2 separate regions of the Mus musculus genome follow, and region 2 is linked to region 1. The links are chromatin loops, found by intact Hi-C in ENCODE. Cell type or tissue: left cerebral cortex. All regions are shown on one strand. Links, peaks and the distances in the headings refer to the core of each region. The heading gives the core; the rest is flanking DNA. Region 1 has its middle 35 kb from the start of Gm24374. Region 2 has its middle 10 kb from the start of Ust.

What was found. Peaks named below come from ENCODE experiments on the same cell type or tissue, not always from the same donor. Only the 100,000 strongest peaks of a DNase experiment are listed, where the experiment ranks them.
Region 2: it touches region 1 in a loop (2.1-fold over the local background); 7 of 42 quality-filtered maps call a loop at or near these places.

What each region holds. Positions count from the first base shown.
Region 1 is chr10:8,673,713-8,682,045 of GRCm38, reverse strand. No RefSeq gene overlaps it. Among named protein-coding and RNA genes, the nearest start is that of Gm24374, 35 kb to the right of the region's middle. In left cerebral cortex, for the core only: no CTCF peak of the experiment used is centred there; no DNase peak of the experiment used is centred there.
Region 2 is chr10:8,524,987-8,533,319 of GRCm38, reverse strand. No RefSeq gene overlaps it. Among named protein-coding and RNA genes, the nearest start is that of Ust, 10 kb to the right of the region's middle. In left cerebral cortex, for the core only: a CTCF peak has its summit at 3,951 (motif pointing left); a DNase peak (open chromatin) is centred at 3,944.

The sequences.
Region 1 (8,333 bases), core at 334-8,333:
TGGCCTATGGGGGATGTACCCTTGTTAGAGGAAGTGTGTCACTGTTGGGGTGAGTTCTGAGGTCACCTCTTCCGCTCAAGGTCCACCCAGTATAACCTCCTCTTGCTGCCTGCAGACATGAGTCTCCTGCTGCTGCCTCTGGATCAAGATGCAGAACTCTCAGAACCCCTTCCAGCACCATGTCTGTCTGGATGCTGCCATGCTTCTCACCATGATGGCAATGGACTGAACTCCTGACACCGTAAGCCAGCCTCGATGAAATGTTTTCTTTTATAAGATTTGTCTTGGCCATGGTGTCTCTTTACAGCAATGGAAACCCTAACTAAGATACACACACGTGTGTGTGTGTTTGTGTGTGTATTGTGGCTGGTGTTCATTGCCTTATGTCACTGAGGAAAATGTTCTATAACATGACAATAAGGACAAGGGGTGACACAAACCTACTTGTGCTCTATGGAGAATTTCCCAGGGGTTTCTATTTTCATGTTAACTATGTGAGTGCTTTTCAAATGATATTACAGAATCTCCCAGAAACAGCAGAGCAGACAAGGGAACATCAAGGACACAAGCCCACCCATACACAGTCAACAGAAGCAGAATGACTACAGAATGACTTCCTCGCCAATAATCTTAAGGTAAATATTGTACTCAGCTAATTATATCTTCTAAGAGGTTGGTTTTGAAAGTTGAAAATGATCCAGAAGACTCAAAACAGAGATACACACACATTCTCTCAATCAGACTTCACTCAAGTGTGGGGTGGACAAAGAACATTCACTTTACAGAGGGAAAGACAATTTTGACTTTGGCATCTGGGGAATGAAAATAGATCTTTCTAATTAGAATAATAGAAGGATTCATCGCATCCTGTGTTTCTCCATCGGATGATAGGGCTTTTGTTTACTCAGACATTACACATTGATTTTCTGTTACACTAGATGAAAATGTAATACTTCAGTGTTCCTCAGCCCTCAACCTCTCGTCCTCTTCTCCCATAGTTCTGTTTTATTCTTGGTGGAATCAATAAAGACATTGATGTTTGGGTGTTCCTATAATGAACATTCATTGTGGCTCCTCTGTCAGTGGGAAAGCAGGCCCCAACACTGACCAACTCAGCTCAACCTCAACCAACCTCCTCCAGGCCCAGATCAGGCACTTTGAATCAGACCACCCCTACATCTACTCCATCTATGTGCTGATGGAGTTTGTGAAGGAGCAGATCCTGTAAAACCAGAGCCACAGGATCTCTATGACTCTGGACAACAGCCGGATATTTGAAAGGAGCCTCCAAGATGGTCCAGTATTGATGGTGTGTCAGAAACCAGAAACCTTGAATCAGACCAACAACTTGTTGCAAAGAACATTTGGATGTAAAGCTGTTTGGGTAAAAAAATCTATGTGTGTATGTATTGCATGACACACTACAGCTTCCAATGCTGCTACCAAGGAATATATACTGGAGAGGAGGGCAAGACAGAGGAGCAGAGAGGTCCGTGTGCAGGGGAGAGAGGTGGAATTAGAGATGTGACAACTGTAACAGGTGTCAGAGAAGACTGGTTAGTGGAGGAACAGGTCATTACCCATAGGGTGTGGAGGGTGGTGTTTAGCAGCCTGGAGCTTCAGCAAACTCAGCGCTGAACAAGCTGCCCAGCCACATCCTGGCTCTGAACAGCTACAGGATGCTCAAGATGAGGAATGTTTCATTTACTGGGTTGAACCTTTTTGAAAGTTCCTTATTGGTTGGTATTTCTCCCCGAAGTCATGGCCCAAACCTTGGTACCCTTGTGGATGTCTATGGACATCAGAGACCAAGTGGAAGACCTTTGGCATGCGTTGGAGACCATGTGGATATTCGTGGTCTAGGCTGTTGGCAGAAACTGTGTAGAAGTCCAGGATCCATGCTGCCGCTGACTGTGAAGGGCAAGGAAGTAACTTTTGCAGTGTTATCGACTACAGATGCACAGTTGAGAAGAATTAACAGCAAAGGCTTCTGTGACAGCCCCTACCTCTACCCCATCCCTCCTCCCAGAAATGACAGTCCCAAAAGGAAGCCATCAAAGAGAACTCCTAAAAATTGTGATATGGATGCTAAAGTATAGCTCTCCACAGGCAATGGCGTCTTGTGGGGTGCAGGTGGAGAAGGACTACTTTTCTTTCAGGGGCCACTGGGAATTTGACCGTGCTCCAGTGAGTGTACGGGCAACACAAAATAAACCTTTTCCCCTCTCTTTGCTCTTTTGGGGAGAAGGTGCAAAAATGGTGGGGAAGTAGACATGGGATGACTGTGAAATAAATGTGATCAGGGTGCATGATGGGAAATCCCCAAATAATCAATACAAAGCTTATGTTGGGAAAAAAATAAAAAGAACCCAAGTCATTTACTATCATCTTTCTTTCTTGAAAAAATGTCTTAATTTTCTGGGCTTTGCCTCATTTTGCTTTTTGTATACTGATCCAGCATCTCCTTCCATGTTATTTACATATAAATCAACTTTCAAAAATGCTTAAGGACATAACATTTTCTTTAAATCTACTGATGCCTATTTCCCCCTCCTTCCTACTGAGCCCTTGTTGTCTAAATATAATCTGGAATGTTTGATTCCAAAGCCTGCTAGAGGACTATTTTGTGTTGTCCTAGACTAAGAGGGGAACTTGATGCAAGGACGAGTGTGCACAAAGTCATTAGATGACTCGCCCCAAGAATGAGTCTATGTTTCACTTAGTCACTGGGGACTGCAGAACCATAGACAATAACAAAGTGAAATGTATATTTGAATGGCCATTGCATCCACATTACCGAGGGTTGAGGGGAACATGTCTGTCTATTCTGAAGAGTTCTCTGAGATGCCTGTAACAGCCTGCCCTTTGTGCTGGTTGGTTTTTGTCAACTTGACACAAACCAGAATCACCTAGTAAGAAGGAACTTCCAGTAAGAAGTTGCCTCCAGTGTGCTGATCTATGAGCTTGTCTCGGTGAATGATTGATGTGAGCCGCCCCGTCCACTGTGGGTGGCATCACGTTGGCTCTGGGTTGCATAAGAAGGCGGTGGTGTGGGTGAGAAAGAGCTGGCAGGATGACCAGCTTGGCTATCACCCAGGCCTAGATCCATGACTCTGATCCACCCCAACATCTTCCCCATCTAGGAACTGTTAGAGCACATGAAGGGGCTGGCCCTAACAGGGATGCAGGATCTCCATGGCACAGGGCAAAAAAAAAAAAAAAAAAAAAAAAAAAAAAAAAAAAAAAAAGATATTTGAGAGGAGTTTCGGTGAGGATCCGGCATTAAGGATGTGGCAGAGGCCGGGGGCCTAGAGCCAGACTGGTGATTCATTGCAATGTGGACAACTTTGCTGTGGGACACATTATGAGACTTTTTTCCTTTTGGCGGGAGGTTGCAAGGGCAGAGGGTGGGTGAGAGGGAATGAGAAGAAGGGCAGAGAGTGGGTAAGAGGGAATGAGAAGAAGGGCAGAGGGTGGGTAAGAGGGAATGGGAAGAAGGGCAGAGGGTGGGTAAGAGGGAATGGGAAGAAGGGCAGAGGGTGGGTAAGAGGGAATGGGAAGAAGGGCAGAGGGTGGGTAAGAGGGAATGGGAAGAAGGGCAGAGGGTGGGTAAGAGGGAATGGGAAGAAGGGCAGAGGGTGGGTAAGAGGGAATGGGAAGAAGGGCAGAGGGTGGGTAAGAGGGAATGGGAAGAAGGGCAGAGGGTGGGTAAGAGGGAATGGGAAGATGAAGAGGATTGGGGTGCACGATGTGAGGTTCACGGAGAATCAACGAAAAGTTAAAAAGAAACAGGAAAAATTAATTGATTAGGAAGAAAGCTGAGCAAGTTGGAGAGCCAGCCAGTAATCAAATGCTGTCTGCCTCAGTTCCTTTCGACCTTGGCTTCCCTTGTTGATGAACTATAACCTTGAAGGCAAATACACCCTTTCAGCCCCAGGCTGCTTTTGACCAGTGTTTTTTTTTTGCAGGGGCAAAGAAGCAAACTCAGATAGTCTCCTTCCTTAGAACCATTGCACACCCCCATAGACCACGAGAACAACTTGGAACAGAGAAAAAAGGGCTGGTCCAAATGTCACCTTAAAAACAACTTTTATAAAAAGATAAGAAGAATGCTTTTCAATGTCAAACTCCATGCCAATATTCACCTAGAAATTTCCTCACCCATTTACCGTCTTCAAAAAAAAAAAAAAATGCATGCCGTAACTATCATTTACTTAAAATGTAAGCTTTGAAATTGGACATAAAGATGATAGAAAAAACATCTTTCAAAAGAATACAGAGACAATTTGAATTTTAATAGGGTGAGAGAGAACAAGAAAAAAATTTGTCGAGGTGGCCACATTATGGCAGGCAGAACCTTTTATTCTTTACAGTTCCTCAATCTGGAACTGGTTTCTGTCTTGCTTTTTAAGTTTCATATTATTAAAGTTATATTATCACAAACAGCTTGCTGCTTTGTATAGTACCTTGTAATTTATCGATGGTTTTGTGAAGATCCTGTAAAGCCTTAAATGGTCTATTTCATCTGGGCAGCTTGAAGCAAGTGAACACAATGACCATTCTAGATGCTTTGAGTCATGTCTTTGGTACTGAGTATAAAGTTCCTCTTTCAAGGGGGTGGGACCACTGAGGCTAGGCACTGAGTGTTCGTGCTGGGTGAGTTGGCTTGAGTTCAAGTCTTGCCTTTGATACCAGCTGTAAGATATGGAAACACTGCAAAGTCTAAGTCTCAGTTTCCCCACTAAAAGAGCCACCCTTTCTATTTCACAGGGTCAACAGAGGATCGATACACTTTGTAAAGACATCAGAGTAGTGCCTTGCACACATAAGGAGTTTGATGCTGGGAAAGAAGGAGGTGATGTGTGTCTTAGAGGAATCTGGAACATTTGTGATTCACCTCTGAGCATTCATGAATGTGCATCCCTGTGTGTGTGTGTGTGTGTGTGTGTGTGTGTGTGAGATTGTGCAACTGTAAACTCTTTCTGCAAGCAAACCTTGAAAACCTTATTCTGGCACACACGAAGCACTGTGGAGCACTTGGGAAGCAGGGGGATCTATCTGGCTTCCCATGGGCTTCGTTTCCTATCCTTTCTTGGATGTGTCGCTGAGTCACCTCTGTGGAATTCTAGGATGCCTCAGCAGAGTCTGATGGCCCACAGGAGTTGAAGTTCTCTGAACTATTTCGCTCCACCTCTCACTTTCTGGCAATGAGAAGTGGCACCTCGCCATGAAATAGAAGTCTTGTCTGTGTTTGGTTTCTTCCTGACTTAGCAAATTGTTCTTACTATGGCTTCTAGGACACCAACTAAGCCCCTCACCCCTAGTAATGCCCCACCTCTCAGCTTCCCAGCCCTGAGATCAGAGACAGAGACAGGACAGGAAGTGGAAGTGATCCTGTGACCTCTTGGTCCCTCTAGGATTCTGGTGGTATCACACTGGATTATCTCAATAGCCAGCGGCAGTGCTTTTGGCAAATGAGGCAAACTCGGCCAATCATAGGACAGGGCTATAGAGCACCCTATAGCAATGAGCTGTTTGACATTCTACTACTTACATCCTGTGGAAAGTGAACCACTCAAATTTCCCATCTTCAGCGCTCCTTGTTACAAGTGTGAACTGCACACCGAATTCCAGTCAGCTCCCACTGGGCAGGCATCATTCCAGCTTCTACTTTGCTGCCCAAACCCTCCAGGCTCTTTCACTATTGAAATTAAGTCTGGTGTCTCTGTGTGGGTTTCCAGCCTCTTCTTGTGTCTCTCACTGTGGTCCTTGCTGTCCAGTCACACTTGCTGCTGTAGCCCATGCAGCTTAGGAAGAAAATTCTGTCCTGTAACCTTCCTCCCAGAGAGGTCCATGTCTCCTCGCTTCTCTAGCTCCCTCCTCACAGAGGCTTTCCCTGGTTACTTTGACTAAAAGAATATCACCAGTCTCTCCCTGAACATGTACCCAGATTTCTATGCGTAGCTCTGAGGCTTTCTGCTACATAGAGAGCCTACTGGCTATCTCCACTCTTCCATTCCCTTTGTAGGAATGTGAATGTGAAGAGAGCAGAAACATGGCCTGGTATGTTCGCTGCTGCAGTCTCAGGTTCTGGGACTGAATGCCTAGGTAATGTGAGCTATTACTTGTGCTTCTGCCCTGTGGTTTACAAACTCGCAAGGCTACAGTGACTAGAAATGCATCTGTGGTACTGGTGGAGGGATGCTGACTCTCAGCTGCTTGTATGTTGTTCTGGTTTAACAAAGCTCTTTAAATCCCAGACTGACTCAACAAGGAGACCCAGCTAAACGTGACTCTCCTTAGCAGCCAGCCCAAGGAACCCCCCCCAGGTTCTCCCTTCCTTCTCAACTACAGAGTCATGCTCACACCTCTGGTCTCTATTCTTGCCTAGACTCAGTGTTCCTTCAATTCCTTTACTGTTATGTTACACGCTTGTGGCTAGCCTTTCCATCACATAACACAGCAGTCTGTGAACTAGTCTAAACTAGAACTACATTTCCCAGCATCCCCTTCCCAGTATGGCTCTCAATTGGAGTTGGCCAGTTTTCTTCTGGGAAAAACTGACACCAAGATGCCAATTACTGCCAGTCCATCTTTATGCTTGCCAGCTATAAAGCGTGACTTTTCTCTCTCACAGTTGGTCCCTTTGTCCACCAGCAGAAGTGGGAGTGTACCTGGCCAGACACATCTCTGCTAGCCTCTAATAAAGCTCCTCTCCAGCACCTGGAATGGACTGGCTTCTTAGTTCCCTGAAAGTTTTGGATCCCCAGTGTCCCCTGTGTATCAGAAGAGGCAGTGGGGGAGTGAGTTTCCCTGAACTTCTGACATCTCTTGCTACATGTTTCCTTCCAGCCTCTCCCACAGCTGTGAAGTGTAATTACTTCCCTGCAGAACCTTATGCACAATATCATTGATGACAAATTTTCACTGCTTGTTGTACTCAGTCTGCCAATTAAAAAATTGTGTTATCAATGATTTCAGTGTCATTTAAAAACACTTACTAAATAATGCATATCTCTTCTGATTTATAGAATAAAGTTGTAGTAGTCTCAACAAGAACCTGGCATAGCATATATTGTATATAATGTACAATGTAACCTTGTATATCCCGAAATAGGCTTGGGCAGGATGTAAACTTTAGGTAGGCTATAAACTGATGATTTTTAAAAAAAAAGAATCACTTTATTTTTTTTTAAAGGAGTTAATTTGTTTTAAAATTATGTGTATGTATACAGGTCCTGGGTATGTGCACTTGAGTGCATGTGACTGTAGAAGCCAGAATCACAGGTCCCCTGGATCTGGAGTTAACAAGTAATGGTGAGTTGCCAGATATTGGTGCTGAGAACTACACACAGGTCCACAGTAAGAACAATGTGCATTCTTAACTGCTGAGCCACTTATCCAGCCCTAAAATCCATTTTAATAACTGCTTTGGAATAGAAACATATAGTTGACACAGAAACAAATCATTACATAATTATTTTTAGTTAAGATGGAAATTTAACTATAGAGAGTTGAAAAAATAAATTCAATCAAGTGATAGCACAAAAATTCAGTGAAAATGACTGACATTTGGGGAGTTCTGATTGGGCCCCGCTACAACTGACCCTCTCTTGACAAGATAGACTTCCACTCTCCAAGAGTATCTTTTCCCCATTTGATAGCAAGAGGTCAGATATAAGACCAAGTGTATTCAGTGGTCATTGAATGGAGGGACATGGTATGCAATTAAGTTCTCAACCCATTATGGGTGAGAAAGTCCTAAGTATGAGACAAAGATGAAGTTATCTTTTCTGTGTTGGTGTTTTTCTGTGCCAGTGGCTAATAATGAAGGGAGAGATTTTCCAATAAAGGAATGGTTAAATTCTTCTTCTGAGGAAAAGGCAGAGATTTTCTGGAAACTCATGTGCTATCAATTTCCTCTCCTCTCCTCTCCTCTCCTCTCCTCTCCTCTCCTCTCCTCTCCTCTCCTCTCCTCTCCTCTCCTCTCCTCTCCTCTCCTCTCCTCTCCTCTCCTCTCCTCTCCTCTCCTCCCTCCCTCTCTCTCTCTCTCAACTTTAATTGTTTTAGATCCTATTTTTAATGATGGTTTTTAAAGACTTTAACCTCCCTTGTAGCCCACCACCCACCAGAGGTAGTGGAAAAGAAAGGATACGGGGAAAGTGGACCTGCCTAGAAAGGTTCTTTGGAGCAACTCCTGTCTGTGTTGTCTGGAAATCAGCAATTCACTTCACAGGTGAGCAGACAGTGGCAGTTCAATCCACTCACAAACACTTCACACAAACACACTCGAGTGCACACACACACACACACACACAAACGCGCACGCGCAC
Region 2 (8,333 bases), core at 238-8,237, 150 kb after region 1:
CCTCCCCCAGCTTGCTTTTGCTCATGGTGTTTCATCCCAGCAATAAAAACACTAAGACAGACCTCATGAACGAAGAAACCCAGGTCCCGAAGTTGTCTTTTAACTTCTACATATGCTCCACGGTACACTAAAAAAGCATGGCACGTGCATGCGTGAGTGTGTGTGTGTGTGTGTGTGTGAGTGCGCGTGTGCGTGTGCGCGCGCACACACACACACAAAACAAATGTAGTAAAAATGTTTTTATGTGCTTCTCATCATTGCTGAAGCATATTCTACTGTTGACAGCACATTTTGCAATATACTTCAGGTGTTCGCTCATGATCACCGCACACTCGGGGTACTTGGCTATAATGGATTTTTGTTTTATTTTGTTTTGTCTCCAGATAAGTTCTGGTGGAGACCAGTGCTTCTTCTGCTCCCCAAACCACTGGTTGTTTTTCTTCAAGAGTCTGTGCTGTCATCATCAGCTCATCTCAGCGTCCGTGGGTGACTTCTTAGATCAATTTCCCTGGAGTACTATATAGAAGAACAGGTAGCAGACTATGTGCCTCCCTGCCAGCTCAGTCTCAACCTGGGTCAGGCTAAAGCTCTGTGAGCCCGAGAGTGTAAACCTTAGTGTATATTCTTGACAGAAATGAAAACCTGAGAGTAAAGAGGAGGAATACCCAAGGCAACGATGGTACACGCCTTTAATCTGAGCACTCTGGAGGCAGAGGCAGGCAGATCTCTCAGTTCAAGGCCAGCCTGGTCTACAGAGTGAGTTCCAGGACAGCCAGGCCGTTTAAACAGCCCTGGCTGTTTAAAGACAGAGGAACCCTATGTTTAAAAAAGGGGGGGGGAGGAGGAGGAGGAGGAGGAGGAGAGAGAGAGAGAGAGGGAGAGAGAGAGAGAGAGAGAGAGAGAGAGAGAGAGAGAGAGAGAGAGAGAAAGAGAAAGAGAAAGAGAAAGAAAAAGAGAAAGAAAGAAAAATTGGCTTTAGGCCCAAAAGGCTACTGATCTGAGGAGCCGGAAGACTGTATGTCAAACTGTAAGCTCTTCCTAAATTTTCTATTAGGTTGACCTTGAGGATCTTGACTAAGACTTGTCAAGAGTTTCTCTCATCTTCACAGTTCAGTATTTGGCTGTCATTCAAAAAAGTCTAAGTACTTTACAAAACATGAGCAATATTTTTCTCTAAGAGGACAGGGCAGTATGTGACATGCCCATTGAACAAGGACTAATGACGTTGTTAAGAAGGAAGGAGAGAGAGGACAGGACCTGTCCTCTTCTGATTCCAGCCCACGTGAGTTAACACCAGAGGTGTCCTCTGCAATGGGAAGAGAGCTCACTTCATGTTCCAAATTAGCAAAGACCTTGGCATGAGGAACGGAGGCAACTCTGTAGGTACAAGGCCTGCTAAGATGCAAATATGGAAATAACTTGAACACAACTGGCAACTCTTTGGCTAGGAAACTGCTTTGAAGTGGTTTTATAGCATGGTTTGTTTTATGCTACCCAAAATAGAAGCAACACTGAGATAATTTCCTGCAAAGCCTTCTAAGTGGTTGATAACATCACACCAGCTAGTTCCAGAGACCAAATGTAAAGTGTAAATGTGGCCATTTCTTTTTATGAAATCTGCGTGTATGTGCATGGACAAGGTATGTATAAATGTGCATTCATGTGTACCATGGTGAATGCATGTGCTACGGTGAGCATATGAAGGCCAGAAGACGGAGTCTGTTGTTTGCCCTCGCCTTCTACCTTGTTGATCTCTGAGAGTGCCAGGCTAGCTGGCCTGTGAGATTCTGAGTAGTCTCCTGTGTCCACCTTCTATGTCCTTATAGCAGGGATGCTATCACACCTAGCTTTATATGTGTTCTGGGGAGTCTCCTGTGTCCACCTTCTATGTCCTTATAGGAATGCAGGGATGCTATCACATCTAGCTTTATATGTGTTCTGGGGTTATGAACTCTGATCCTCATGCTTGCATGACAAGAACTTACTCCCTGAGCCATCTCCCTAAGGTGCATGTTCTCTCTCTCTCTCTCTCTCTCTCTCTCTCTCTCTCCTCCCTCCTGCCCACCTCCTCTCTTTTTCTTTGTAGCGGTACTGTGGACTGAACCAAGGGCTTCCCAATGGTTTTTGTCAACTGGACAGACTCTAAAATCTCCTGGGAGATGGGTCCCTGGGGAGTTATCTCAATGTCATTCATAGATGATGCAGGAAGGCTCATCTTCGACGTGGGCTAGCTCATTCTATGGGCACGTGATCCTAGATCTTATAACTCAGAGTTAATTCCAGCATGCAAGTATTCATGCCTCTCTGCTTTCCGGCTGTGGATGCGATGTGACTGGATGCTTCAGACTCCTACCGCCTTCCCTTCTATGTCATGAACTTTCCCCCACTTAAGCTGCTTTTGTTAGTTTTATCATAGCTTGAGGAGAAGGGGAAACAAAACTTAAGGCAGCATTCCTCAAAGGTCTTGTGCATTCTAGGGAAGGGCTTGGCTGCTGAGCAGTATCCCTAGTCTGAAGTATGGTGTTTATGTGTCCTCTGGTCACATAACAGTTTCAAGAAACTGTTTGGGGTGGAGCTGGGGGTAGGGTGACAGAAACTGAAAGTCTGAGATTATTTTCAGACTGTGTTTGCCCACTACAGCCCAAAAACAACTTTCCAGGGGGACTTCCTACTATGGTTTGGGGGTGGTCTCTTCCCTCCAAGTTTGTGTCACTATTTGGTCACCATAGTCCTGGTGTTGGGAGGTGGGCTTCTAAAACCTGATTCTGTGCCTAGGAACGAACAGCATCTTTCTCCTGGGAATGAGTCTTATTCCCCAGGCACTGGATTAGTTAGCAGGAGAGCTGACCCTCTCTTTTCCTACATCTTTCCCCTCTGTTTTATCAAAGCCTTTGTCTGCTGATCAAATAGCTTGCCTACTCAGTCCATCTGCATTGTTATGTAATAGTTATGGCTTTCTCTAAAGAGTCAAATTCGTTCTCAGAGTGTGAGGGTGTGTTTCACTCAAGGAGCTGGCAACACCAAAGAAACAAAAAACCACGGACCCACAGTAGAGTGAATGTTGTTATGGTGTTTGAACACTTTCCTTGAATGCCTTTCCTGGTGTTTGGTTTGGTTTGGTTTGGTTTCTGTCATTCTTTTGTTATACTGACAAGGAAAATACTTCTGGTTTGCAGAGTCTGAGGTGGAAGAAAGAAAAACAGAAAACAAAAAACAAATGGGATATGTGTTTGTAAGCTGCCAGGGACTGACTGTTTCTGCCCCCCTCCCCCCAAACACTCATATGTTGAGAGCACAGTCGCTTCATGTGATAGAATGTGGAGATGAGTCCTTCGAGAGATGAATAAATTATAAGGTTGGGGGCACTCAGAACTGGGGTTCCCCTGCCCTTGTGAGAAATACTGGAGTCTCTCCCTTCTCCATGGTGTGGGGACAGAAGCCAGGATGGTGGTTTTCAGTAGGTGCTGGATCTTCCTCTGGGACTTCCACGAAGCACAGGTGGGAAAAATGAATGTTTGACTTTTAGCGACCTGATCTGTGGCATTTTTACTTTAATGGCTAAAAATAAGACAGGAGCATTGTAACCACAAAGGGGTTTGTTTGTATTTACAAATGAAGGAAGAGTCACAAGCTGTCAGAAGAATTGCTGAATTGCCCTAGTGTCAACAGGCCAGGTTAGCGGTGACTAAGGAAGGAATCTAAGCAGGAAAGACAAGCGATCTTTCGGTACGCCTTGGGCAAGTTGATACCCACAAACCCAGAAGTTCCTAATCTTCAAGGTGAGGAGGCTTATCCAGAGTCGGTGGCACTTCATGTTGGCTTCGGAGATTTTAATCAGATGGGTGCAACCAAACTAAGGCAGTGAAAATCAGAGTCAAGCAGTTTCCCTGCGTTGGACTTTAATGCAGACCTCCCATCTGAGTCGGTGTTGGTGAGCCACACAGCGCCCTCTTCTGTCTTGGTGAGGTACTTAGCCCTTCGCCTGGAAGAAACTGCCTTGGGTGGGAATAGGAGATCCCCCTGTAGGAAGCTTGCATTTGAATCTGAGTGAATAGTGATCCCAACAAGACTAAGGGAGGAAGATTCTTTGTTTTCTTCCCCCAACTGGAAGAAGCGGATCTAGATGGATTCCTGGCCTTCTAATCCTCTCCTCGGGAGGGAGCAGAGCCTGGAGTGTAACCAGTTTCAGAAAAAAAGAAAGTTTTGTATTTTAAGCAGAGGTCTTGGTGTTAAAACAAACCCGCCATTGGAAAGGCACAGCGCTCATTTAGATTAATGTTCTAAAAACTGCATCCAAAACTCCTTTATTTTCATGCTGTTTAGGCAAGGCACCCGAGTCGATCAAACCACCCGTCCAATAAAGGCCAAAACATCTTTGTGATAAATGAATATATTGGAATTCATTTCTGTACCCAGCTGCATGAAAAGCACCAGGCATATTTCAGGACAGGCCAACACTTTATGTGAGATGCATGTAAAGAGAGAAAATGACTCGGATGGTAAGAGTTACTAAAAATGGTCTTTGGAGACCTCCTGTGAGGTCCTGATTCCTGGGCTTCTGTGCTCTTTGCACCAATCAGGTCAGAGTAATGGCCATGCAAGGAGAGCTCCACCACAGCTTCAGAGTCATAGCACTCCTGGCCTGTTAAGACTGCCAATCCAATTGCTTTCTTTCCTTAACTCACCATTTAGCTGGGCAAGGTGGCACACAAATAGTTTTGAATGTTCAGGAGACTGAGGCAGGAGGATCATACTGTGGTCCAAGAGGCCGAGGGTCAACCTAGATCACACATACTGGAATTCCATCTAAGACAGGGTCTCAAGCAGCCTACTGTGCCGGTTTGAGTGAGGTTGTCCCATAGGCTCATATATGTGAGTATTTTGTCCCCAGTTGCTGAAACTGTTTGGGAAAGAGAAGGTATGGCCTTGTTGGAGGAGGTGGGTCACTCCATGGGCTTTAAAGTTTCAAAAGTTCAAGTCAGCTTGAAACTTTAAAGTTTCAAAAGTTCCCAGTTAGCTTTCTCCGCCCCATGCTGGTGGATCAATGTAAGCTCTCAGCTACTACTCCAGCAACATGCCTGCCTGCCTGCCTGCCAGCTGCTGTGTGCCTCACCATAATGTTCTGAAACTGTAAGCCCAAATAATCCATTTTCTTCCATAAGCTGCCTTGGTCATTGAGTTTTATCACAAAATAGAAAAGTCACCAAGGGCTGGTGAGATGGCTCAGTGGGTAAGAGCACCCGACTGCTCTTCCAAAGGTCCAGAGTTCAAATCCCAGCAACCACATGGTGGCTCACAACCATCCGTAACAAGATCTGACGCCCTCTTCTGGTGTGTCTGAAGACAGCTACAGTGTACTTACATATAATAAATAAATAAATCTTTAAAAAAAAAAAAAAAAAGAAAAGTCACCAAGACACCCAGGCGGGCTCCAACTCCTTTCTTGGTTACCGAGGTTGGACTTGGGCTCCTGATTCTCTTGTCCCTGTCTTCACAAAGTATAGACAAACACCACATCTACCACCCCAATTAATAAGTGTTCCATAGCTAAATACTATTTCCACTCACCAAATTATTCCTTTTGTAAACAAACTGAACACTGGGTGTCTCTAACGATATGAATGGCTCAAGAAGTTACAGCGTGCACCACAAACAAGGTGCAGCATTTTAATATCTATTACCTTTTTTTTTTTGGTTTTTCGAGACAGGTTTCTCTGTATGGCCCTGGCTGTCCTGGAACTCACTTTGTAGACCAGGCTGGCCTCGAACTCAGAAATCCACCTGCCTCTGTCTCCTGAGTGCTGGGATTAAAGGCGTGCACCACCACGCTCCGGCGTGTGTTACCTTTTTTTTCTGTCAAGTTTCGTTCGGTGATTTTGTCTTCCTGGAAAACTTGTGACTTCAAGGTTGCACAGCCTGTCTCACACATTTCTGTTCACAGAGTCTTAGCCACTTTCCATCACTAATTATTTATGTACTACTTAAACAAAGAAACTGACTTTATATTGACAGATTAAGTCTAATAAAGAACTTTTATAGGTAAGAGATGAGCCGGAGGACTTGGGCTAGAACCTCCTAGGAACACTAGCAAACCAGAGCTAGATAAACTGCAAAACTAGTAGAAGACTTTGTGTTGCCCAGACATGTAAAAATTTGGATCAACAAACAATTAATAGCATTAAATGATACGCTACTTACCAACTAAGGCGTGGCCTTTAGCCTTTGTTGCTGGAACATAGTCGAGAATGGAGTCAGGTGAGAAATTCTGAGGGCTTGTGAGAAAACTCTAAGAAAACAAGACAAAAGTCTTGTGACCTCAGTTTCTTCAAAACTCAGAACTGCTCTTGGAATATGTGTTCATGTTCCTCCCAGGTGTAGCAAATTGGAGAGAATTTATTTCAGATTATGCATCATTGCTTGCTGTTGTTATTCAATTACATGTTTAAATTATGCTCTATGTGCCTCTGTGGGAAAACGTGCTTTTGCTTCATTTGGGCTTATCTTTGTAACTGTATACAGCTTGAACCCATGAGAAATTTACTCAGGTGAACTATTTTAACCTTTGGAGCAGAAACTGTCTGATGCTCTAAATAAAGTTGGCTATTGGATGAGACTTTAGTCTACCTCATTTATTGACTCCATTCTCCTAGGTCCCACTGCCTCTACAATGGTAACAGCTTAAATTTAGAGCTGGGCGGTAGTGGCGCATGCCTTTAATCCCAGCACTTGGGAGGCAGAGGCAGGCAGATTTCTGAGTTCGAGGCCAGCCTGATCTATAGAGTGAGTTCCAGTACAGCCAGGGCTACACAGAGAAACCTTAGGCAAGCAGATTTCTGAGTTTGAGGCCAGCCTGGTCTATAGAGTGAGTTCCAGTACAGCCAGGGCTACACAGAGAAACCTTGTCTTGAAAAACAAAAACAAACAAACAAACAAGCAAAACAAAACAAAAAAAAGAATAAATTTACAAATGAATTTATCTTTTAGATAACTCATTGGGCTTTTAGACAAATGCAACCAAGAATTTTAGTTAAAATTCACTCTAGAAGAAAAGTGTCTGCTCTAGGATCTATCTTAGAGACAGGAAGTCAACATTACATTGTAACAACTAGACTTGCAGTGTCTAAGCTAGGACTTGAACTCATGTCAGCATAATAATGATGGTTCTTTGAGCGCATGGTTTATTCCTGAAAATACCTAACTCATGTCTATCCTGCTGGTGTGAATTTTGTTTTCTCTGTAGCAGTCATTGGAATAAAATAGAATCAAGAATTCTGCTAAATTCTTTTTTAATTAGTTTGTTTATTGGCACTATAGGAAAATATCCAAGGGTGGACACTTTATAAAGCAAAGGGATACATTTAGTTTTCTTTTTGGAGAAAGTCCAGGATTAGGTAGTTCCATTGGTTCAGGTCCTTCTTGCCTGGACCACACAACAGCATCACGCATCAAGCTAGGAGAGATTACGTGAAGAGAAAGGAAGACAGAGAGAATCAGGGCCCAGATTCACTCTTGTACAGCAAATCACTCTTACAGGAGCTAACTCATTCTGTGAGACCGCTATTTACCAAGGATAGTGTCCCAGTGACTTCAGCACCTATATCCACAGGCTGTCTTTTGATCTTCCATTTTCAATTTGGGCATTTTTGACCAAGACTTTCCTGAAGCTGTTCTATTTTCAGAGGTGCTTTAGAAAGGATCTGAGCACAGTGGTGTGCTCCTCCAGAGAAAAAGCTTAGGGAGCCTGGCTAAGAGTGGACTTCCTCATTCCTAGCAGGGCCCGTTGGTAACACCAACAAAGTGCCATGGGTTCATACCCCTCCCAAATCTCAAAACTGGCTGAAATTCTGGTTGTAGGGAACCTGTGAGGGATTCATTCATTCATTCATTCATTCATTCATTCATCTATCCATTCACCCATTCATCCACCTGAAGTGTGTGGGGGTTCAAAAAGAAACCAGGAAGCAGCCCTATGCATTTCTGTAATCCAATTCAGGTGTACAGTTGTGTTTAACTGAGTCAAGTTTTCTCCGCAAGCCCTGGAACATGGACTATGAAGGGGAGAGGGGAAAGCATACGTCAGAGGGGATCAGCATCTTTGATCTGCATTCAAACCAGGAGGAGAAGGAAGGAGAGATTCTAGTGAGTGAAGGATGAGTTGAGAGTTCTTGAGAAGACAGAGAAATCTCTGGAGTAAAGCCAGGAGGGATGCCATGGGCGATGCTGTGGCTAATGGTTGCTTGGAGACACAGTTTGTCATCTGGTGGAAGAGGTCTGATATGGCCTGAGGACAGGAGTGAGCAATGAAGGTGGGAAACAGGAGAAGCCACTGGAGA